3 separate regions of the Homo sapiens genome follow, and regions 1 and 2 are each linked to region 3. Evidence: chromatin contacts called from ENCODE Hi-C or POLR2A ChIA-PET data. All regions are on one chromosome and are shown on one strand. Each heading gives the region's core, a stretch centred on a gene start or an enhancer-like site at or near the end of the contact. The rest is flanking DNA. Distances are from core to core; before and after follow the strand shown.

Evidence for each region. A loop is a pair of places that touch in the nucleus more often than their neighbours do. ChIA-PET counts read pairs that join two places held with the same protein, here RNA polymerase II (POLR2A). Pooled maps may share reads with other maps.
Region 1: a loop to region 3 is called in a pooled map, with 2.0 times the contacts of the local background. The contact joins two enhancer-like sites. A Hi-C loop is called at or near these places in 2 of 50 pooled maps. POLR2A ChIA-PET finds 5 or more read pairs at or near these places in 3 of 52 experiments (B cell, WTC11 and activated B cell).
Region 2: a pooled map shows a loop between it and region 3 (3-fold over the local background). The contact joins two enhancer-like sites. A Hi-C loop is called at or near these places in 1 of 168 maps with a recorded cell type or tissue (CD14-positive monocyte), 1 of 37 single-sample maps with no recorded cell type and 4 of 50 pooled maps. POLR2A ChIA-PET finds 5 or more read pairs at or near these places in 2 of 52 experiments (B cell and activated B cell).

What each region holds. Positions count from the first base shown.
Region 1 is chr17:10,170,464-10,173,163 of GRCh38, reverse strand. All of the region lies in intron 1 of GAS7 (growth arrest specific 7), which reads left to right. Among named protein-coding and RNA genes, the nearest start is that of GAS7, 27 kb to the left of the region's middle. RefSeq lists enhancers at 689-1,514, 1,515-2,341. Within about 2 kb of position 1,328, at least 11 of the 41 ENCODE cell types and tissues checked have a DNase peak (open chromatin) inside an H3K27ac peak, as active enhancers do.
Region 2 is chr17:10,148,858-10,151,557 of GRCh38, reverse strand. The region is part of intron 1 of GAS7 (growth arrest specific 7); the gene reads left to right. Among named protein-coding and RNA genes, the nearest start is that of GAS7, 48 kb to the left of the region's middle. Within about 2 kb of position 1,322, at least 3 of the 41 ENCODE cell types and tissues checked have a DNase peak (open chromatin) inside an H3K27ac peak, as active enhancers do; they include CD14-positive monocyte, where a contact is called at or near this core.
Region 3 is chr17:10,000,013-10,002,796 of GRCh38, reverse strand. All of the region lies in intron 2 of GAS7 (growth arrest specific 7), which reads left to right. Among named protein-coding and RNA genes, the nearest start is that of RCVRN, 96 kb to the right of the region's middle. Within about 2 kb of position 1,321, at least 3 of the 41 ENCODE cell types and tissues checked have a DNase peak (open chromatin) inside an H3K27ac peak, as active enhancers do; they include CD14-positive monocyte, where a contact is called at or near this core.

The sequences.
Region 1 (2,700 bases), core at 79-2,578, 170 kb before region 3:
AGGCGACCACTCATCTGTTTTCTGGTTCTATGCATCTGCCTATTCTAGGTGTTTCACAGAAATGGAATCAGAATGGGTGGACTTCGTATTTGGTTTATTTCCGTTGACATGATGTCTTCAGGGTTCATTTGCGTAGTGACGTGTATCAGTACTTCATTGCTTTTCATGACTGAATAATACTCCATTGCATGGATATACCACATTTGTTTATCCATCCATCAGTTGATGGACACTTGGCTAGTTCCCATGTTTTGGCTGTTGTGAATAACACCATCCACTTCTTTTTCTGGTCTTCAGTTCTGCCTCCAGATGCTGAATCTTTAGTCTTTTGTTGAGACTGCATGGGTTACTGGCAATGGAAAAGGCACTTGAGAAATAAGAAGGTAGGCAGTGAGGGGCTCTGGCTACAAAGCGCTTCATTAAAGTCTGTCAAGCCTTAGTTTGCTCATTTCCTAAATGGGTGTAAAATTCCCTGCCTTGCTTACTCAGCCCTGCAGAATGTTGTAAGAGGCGCAAGCCACAGAATGTGAGGTTAAGCCCTTCCTAAGCTATAAAGTCAGATGTCAAGTGATAGTTCTGTATGTTCCTCATTTTTTCTTTGATTGTCTCCCTTTCTGTTTCTTTTTTTTTCTTCTTCTTTTTTTTTAATCTGCTTCCTCATTTCTCCTTTTGCTAATTGCTCCATTTGAATTCTGTTTTCCTTTCTTCTTTCCTCTGCTTTCAGCTGGCCTGGGGGCAAAGTTGAGAGCAATACAGAGTGTTATGCACAGTGCTGTGCTGGAGGTGAACAAGATGATTGGCTGCCCCCTGGGGAATCCTTGGGCAGGGCCGGACATGCGGCAGAGGAAGGAGGTTAGCTGCACTGGCTGGTGGGTGATGAGGTGAAGTCAACCAGGACTGGACCTGAGGAGTGGAATGAGGGCTGCCATGGCAGGCCATCCTATCTGGCTTAGATTTAGAGACTTCTTTTACACATAGCTTTGAGGTCTTTTGCAGTCCAGGAAGTAGCCAGATTGATGGGTAGTTAGGCAGATATTAGAATCCAAACAAGCAGACCCGAGGGACACTTAGGGGAAAGCAGCAGATGGAGGTGTATGCTTTTCTTAGTATGTTGCTTTTGCGAATGCTAGATCATCCGCTGTCCTGTGTGTGCTGTTTTCCCAGCTGAACTTGAAGCTTCTTGAAGACAAAAGTGATGACAGTCTTTTATTTTTGTGCTTGCTCCTGGTGCCCCTCAGAGAGTTCTGAACTTAAGTGGCATTTCCTGTGTGTGTTGAAACGTCACTTGTTTAGTCCTATAGCGGTTACAGAGGGCTTTCATGCAGGATTTCTCATGTAATCTTATCAACAGCCTGGCGAGGTGGATTCCATTTCTCAGATAAAGGCTCAGAGAGGTCAAAGAATTTGCTCAGGACACACAACCAATCAGAGGTTTCAACACTGCTTAGGACCAGCGTTCTTCACTGCTTCACCCGTCCCTTACACGGACTGCCTGGTTTTTATGGCAGATAAGAAGCATGTGGCTGTGATTATTTAGGGAGATGGGAAATGAATCCTTATGCATTTGGATCTTGTTCATTTTCGAGATTTCTTCCCCCTAGCGTCTTAGAATTTTCAAGTCCAAAAGAAGTTCTGTAAAAGTTGCAGGTGGTCTTTCCTATTACTCAAGCACTGTAGATTCCTTTTGTCTCAACAAACTTCAGAGACGCTTCAAGGGAAGCCGATTTCCTGCTAAATTGATGTGTTCCTCATTTGTTACCCGAAGACCTGATTTAAGGAGCTATTCTTGGTGACAGGCAGGGAGCCAGCTGTGAATGGGGTTCTGGGTTCGCTGTCAGAGCCCTGCTTGGACCAAGTTACTCAAAAGTCTGGCTCTGACTGGGTCTGGCAGGAGGGGCTGGTGTGTTGGAGTAAGCGAGCTTGGGGAAAGCTTGCCCGGAGGAAATTCGGTCAAGATGTTCAGTTTTAACACCTCTGGGTTTCTTCCAAACCAAAAGAGGAAAAGATTCTGACTGAAGGGATGAAGGAAGTTTTAGGATTTTCCATGAATGGAACTCAGAGCTTGAGGGATCCTGGATTCTTTGCGGCTCAAGTGAAGCTACAGAGAGAGAAATGGTGCCTGGGAGTTAGGAGGACTTTTGCCCTTGGCTGGGACTTAGGCAAATTGCTGAGCTTAGAAGACAATTGATCCCAGTGGTTCGCTGGCTCAGCCACAGAAAGTGCCAGCTGGCCTTTGAGTTGTTCAGGGATCTGTGATGGTATTTATGTGTGGCAGAGGGATACTTCTAAGCTCAGAGACCACCTCCGAGGTGACAGAGCTGCTGGGCAGAAGATGTAAGTTTAAAAGGCCACTTTCTTTCTCATTGGAACCTTTCAGCAGATTAACAAGATACGGGGCTCATTCACTGAACAAACGCTCGTTCAGTGCCAGCCGTGTGCAGGGCACAACCTGGAAAGTAGGAGATGTAGTAGTAGTAAAACCACAGACATCCTGACTTTATAGAGTTTACATTTTAGTTAGGGGTGACAGATAGCAAGGAAAACTAAGCAAACTGCATGGTGATCTAGAAAATGTGTCATTTTAAATGGGATGGGCAGAGAAGGTCTCATTAGGAGAGGGCATCTGTGCAAAGCCCTGGAAGATACGATGGAGTAAGCACGTGGATTGCTGAGAGAAGAGCATTCCAGCCAGAAAACAGA
Region 2 (2,700 bases), core at 73-2,572, 150 kb before region 3:
AAATAGATAGATGGTAGGTAGGTACGTAGATTGATGATAGACTCTTATAATCACATTAAATGCTGTCATTAAATGACGTAGAATAATATTTAATAACAAGATAAAATATCACCAAGAAAAATGAACATGTGACAGTTTTGTTAGAAAACAGTATTGTTAGAAAACAATACTTAAAAGAGGCTTCATCTGAGCTTCATCAGTGACAAGTATTTAAAAAAAAAACAAAAACAAAAACAAGCAAACGAAACCCTTTAACTTGGTATGTTGGCCTGTGCCTATAGTCCCAGCTACTAGCAGGGCTGAGGCAGGAGAACCACTTGAGCCCAGGAGTTTGAAATCAGCTTGGGCAACAGAGCAAGACCCCATCTCTAAAAAAAAATAACCAAACTTAAAAAAAGAAGAAGTCTGACATCTGGAAATATGCTTTTAAGTCAGGTCCAGGGAACCTCAGAACCAGCCTCAGTTCACAGGCTTCTACTTTTTTGTAGAGCACTTGCTGGGTGTCAAGCTTTGTTCTATTCTTTTTAATCCTAACAACAACTTCATGCGTTAGGTTCTACTATTGTCCCCATTTTACAGGTGGGGAAACTGAGGCACAGAAGTAAAGTGACTTGCTCACTTATGGTCACACCATGATGATGCCTGGATTGAATGAAATTTAACAGCCTTGGCCAGGTGCGGTGGCTCACGCCTGTAATCCCAGCAGCTTGGGAGGCCGAGGTGGGTGGAGCATTTTAGGTCAGGAGTTCGAGACCAGCCTGGCCAACATGGTGAAACCCTGTCTGTATTAAAAATATAAAATTAGCTGGGCGGTAGTGATGCATGCCTGTAATCCCAGCTACTCGGGAGGCTGAGGCAGGAGAATTGCTTGAGCCTGTGAGGCAGAGGTTGCAGTGAGCCGAGATCGTGCCACTGCACTCCAGTCTGGGCAAGAGAGTGAGACCCTGTCTAAAAAAAAAAAAAAAAGAAATGTAACAGCCTCATTACTGAGTCCAGATGACTCCAATTTGCTGCCTCTCATAGGTGTTCATTCAACAACTTCTATAGGCAAGGAGAAAAGTTACATTTCAAAAGCCCACTACCTTCACTGTATCCATTTACACTTTGTGTGTGTGTGTGTGTGTGTGTGTGTGTGTGTGTGTACTTAACCAGTTGAGAGAAAGAAAGAAAGAGAAGAAAAGGAGAGGAAGAAAAGGAAAGAGTCAAAGGGGAATGGGCGGAAGGGAGAAAGGAAAACGGAAAGTTGAAGTGTGCAAGAGAGTGCCTGGGGTTTGAGGTTGGAGGTCAGATGAAATCAACGTAAATGTCACAACCACACTTCCTCTTGGGAGTTGGTGAATGAGTCATCACCTGGTATGCTGCCCTTTTAATTCCTGATTAGTTGGTTAACCACTATTTCTAGGTCTTTAAAAAATAGTTAATATTTTTTTCTTTATTGAGATGTTATTCACATAACGTAAAACTCAGCTCTCTACAGTATACAGTTCAGTGGTTTATAGTATATTCACTGTGTAGTATTCTAATATATTCACTAACTGCAGAACACTTCCATCACCTCAGAAAGAAACCCCTTCCCTGTTAGCTGTCACTCCCCATTCACCCCATCTCCTTACCCCTAACAACCAACAACTACTAATCGATTTCTGTCTCTGTGGATTTGCCTATTCTAGGCATTTCATAGAAACAGAATAATGTTACATGATATCTGGCCTTTTGTGTCTGGCTTATTTCACTTAGTGTAATGTTTTCGAGGTTTATCTGTATTGTAACATGCATCAGCACTTCATTCCTTTTCATGGCTGAATAATATTCCATTATCCCGATATGCCACGTTTTACCTGTCCATCAGTGGATGGACATGTGAATTGGTTATACTTTCTAGCTATTGTGAATAATGCTGTGACAAACATTGGTGTACAAGTTTTTTTGTGGGACATGTTTTCAGTTCTCTTGGGTCTCTAGCTAGGAGTGGAATTACTAGATTGTATGAGGACTCTGTGCTTAATAAAGAACTGCCAAACTGTTTCTACCTCTTTTCCACCTCTAATCCTCAAATGGAATTGATGGAAAGTCACAAAAATATAAGTTGGTTTTTGTGTTCTTCGGCTGCAGTATCCTAAAATTCTATAAGGTGAGATATGTTATTTCAAAATGGGGCCGGGCGCGGTGGCTCACGTCTGTAATCCCAGCACTTTGGGAGGCCAAGGCGGGTGGATCAACTGAGGTCAGGAGTTTGGGACCAGCCTGGCTAATGTGGCAAAACCCTGTCTCTACTAAAAATACAAAAATTAGTTGGGCATGGTGGCGGGCACCTGTAATCCCAGCTACTCTGTAGGCTCAGGCAGCAGAATCGCTTAAACCCAGGAGATGAAGGTTGAAGTGAGCCAAGATCGCACCACTGCACTCCAGTCTGGGTGATAGAGCAAGACTCTGTTTCAAAATAAATGAATAAATAAAACAAAATAAATACATAAAAATGAACAAAAATGGATCCTCTTCTATTTAGGCTGACATGCCTTGCAGCAACCTTCTGGAGCAGGAAGATGGTTTATTGGATCATATGGGCCAGGGTTCTCCATCATTTATTCATCATCCAGTTGACCTGATACCGTTCTGTTCAAGAGAGGATTCTTTTTTTTTTTTTTTTTGAGGCGGAGTCTTTCTCTGTCGCCCAGGTTGGAGTGCAGTGACACCATCTCT
Region 3 (2,784 bases), core at 72-2,571:
TAAGAAAATGTGGCACATATACACCATGGAATACTATGCAGCCATAAAAAAGGATGAGGTCATGTCCTTTGTAGGGACATGGATGAAGCTGGAAACCATCATTCTCAGCAAACTATCGCAAGGACAGAAAACCAAACACTGCATGTTCTCACTCATAGGTGGGAATTGAACAATGAGAACACTTGGACACAGGGAGGGGAACATCACACACCCGGGCCTGTTGTGGGATGGGGGGACGGGGGAGGGATAGCATTAGGAGATATACCTAATGTAAACGATGAGTTAATGGGTGCAGCACACCAACATGGCACATGTATACATATGTAACAAACCTGCATGTTGTGCACATGTACCCTAGAACTTAAAGTATAATTAAAAAAATAAAAAGATGTGGTCTTCCTGGAGTATAGTGGACCTATATCCAATATGTTGGGGTCCTCATCACAAGGAGGAAATGTGGACTCAGAGACAGACACTCATGGAGGGAAGACGCTGCGAAGGCACAGGGAGAAAGCCATCTACGAGCCAAGGAATGCCCAAGGCCACCACAAGCTAGGAGAGAGGCCTGGGACAGATTCTTGGAAGGAGCCAACCCTGCCAGTATCTTGATTTCAGATTTCTGGCTTCCAGAACTGTAACAATACGTTTCTGTTCTTTAAGCCACCCAGTAATGTGGCATTTTGTTATAGCAGCCCCCTGGAAACTGACACACTTCCCCCGCCCCACACTAGTGGTTATCTTTGAGCACTGATAGCTAAGCAGTGGTATCGTGTCCGCTAGGATGCTGTAAACAGGTTGCAATCTGTCCCCTACATTTCAATACCCGGCATGAGGTTCAGGTGGCATGAGCAGCAGGAAGGGTGGCTTGTTTTCCCATTGCCTTGCCAGGCCATCGGTGAATGTGGGGTGCAGGCTCTTGCTTAGAAGAGCTGTCTTGGTGGCAGTTCCAAGAGAGATGGATTTTTTTAAAATTATGTGTTTTTGTTTTTTGGTACAAGCTGCAGAAAAGAGGGACTTAAAAAACAATTAATTTCCAAATACTTTTGATCCTTCTCTTGGCTGCTCTGAACCATACCAGAGAGGACTTGGCTGAAGGTCTTGCCTGCAGCTGTGCTGTTTCCTGGTTATGTTAAGCTCTTCCTTGCATTTCCAGAATCCTGAAATTGCAATTCCCCCATCTCTAAAAGAGAGAGTTGGGCTAGTTTTTAAAACCTTTCAGGCTCTGTATTTCCCCTGAGAGACAACCCTGATGGCCGCTGCAGGGGAGCGCTCAGCTCCTGCCTCCACTTCCCTTTTTTCCCCGATTCCTGCTGGCTGGGTGTCTCCCGGCAGTGAGACGACACCTCATCAAGTTGGGGAGAAGGTGCTTGTTCACAGTGCTTCTTTCCAAGGCATGGGATTAGGGAGGGTTTTATTTCCTCTTTTTACTTTTCTGTTTTCCAGTGTTTCTTCCCTGGACCTGTATTACGTTTATAAGTAGGATAAAAATAATTTCTCTGAAATAGAGGAGAGGGCTGGAGCTTAGCACCAAGACTTTCTTTTGCTTCCCATTCCCTAGCATAACCCTCTTGCTCCTCTGTTTCTCTTGATCTTTCTCAGATTTCTGTTTTTATTCGTGTCCTCTTCCCTCTTTCCTGCTCGAATCTTCTAGTTGTATTTTGGGGTGTTGCTACGTTAAACAAGTGGTCTTATGTTCTGGCCATCAGGGGTTTGTTCCAGGGCCAAGCTGTGTGAACGTGAACCTGAGCCTGAAAAGGCCCAGGGCTTTGTTTGTTTGTTTGTTTTTATATGATACAAGGAGCATCCAACAATGCCCAGCCCGTGTGCTCTCTGCCACTGGAGAAGGAGTGTGCCAGGCTGGAAGGCAAGGAGATGATGACTCCTTGTCTCAGACCAAGACTTCGCTTGCTTTCTGCTCCTGGTATATACAAATGGTATGTGCTGATTGGGTAGATGGGTGCCACTGCAGAAAGGTACGGAGAAGACAGAGCAGACGCAAAGCCTTGGGAAGCGGAAGAACAGAAAGGGCCAGGGGCACATGGTGATTTTTGAATGCTGCGATCCCACCTAGCTGGCTCCACTCTTTCGTATGAAGAGTAGATTCTTATAACAAGGTGTGCAAACGCAGAACTTTCTTCACTAGCAGAATTTAGAGACAGAGATGAAAATCTCAAGGAACTTTCATGACGACCTGAGTATCTGGGAACCTGGCTGATTTCATGACTCTCAGTGAATCTGCCCTGTTGCGTTCACTCTTCTTTTCCTAGATCTCTCTGACCAACCTGATGTCATTTCTGTAGTTTTCATCATTACCACCCGTTTGGAGGAAATGGTGCAGGCAGAGGGTGCTTTCAAGTCAAGAGTAATTGGTGGGTTGTTTTGATTCTTATGCCTTTCTTTTAAAGGGTCCTACCTCCAACACCTGGATAAAGGTAGCACCTGGTGCAGAGAAAACCCTGCCCTTTGTTGCCTTCTAGACCAGTGTTTCTCGAAGTGTGGTCCCCAGACCAGCAGCATCAGCGTTACCTGGGAACTTGTTAGATGTGCAATTTCTCAGGCCCTACCCCAGACCTACTAAATCAGAAACTCTAGGGGTGAGACCCAGAAATTTGCATTTTAATGCTGCCTCCAGAGGACTGTGATGCTTATATCACACAGCATCATAGGACTGGCTTGAAACTGACCATCTCAGTATGAAACAGACCAAGTCTATGAAACAGACCAAGTCTTAGTCAGTGCCTAACAGCTGCAATCTGTTTTAACCAGTCCTTCAAGTGATTCTGA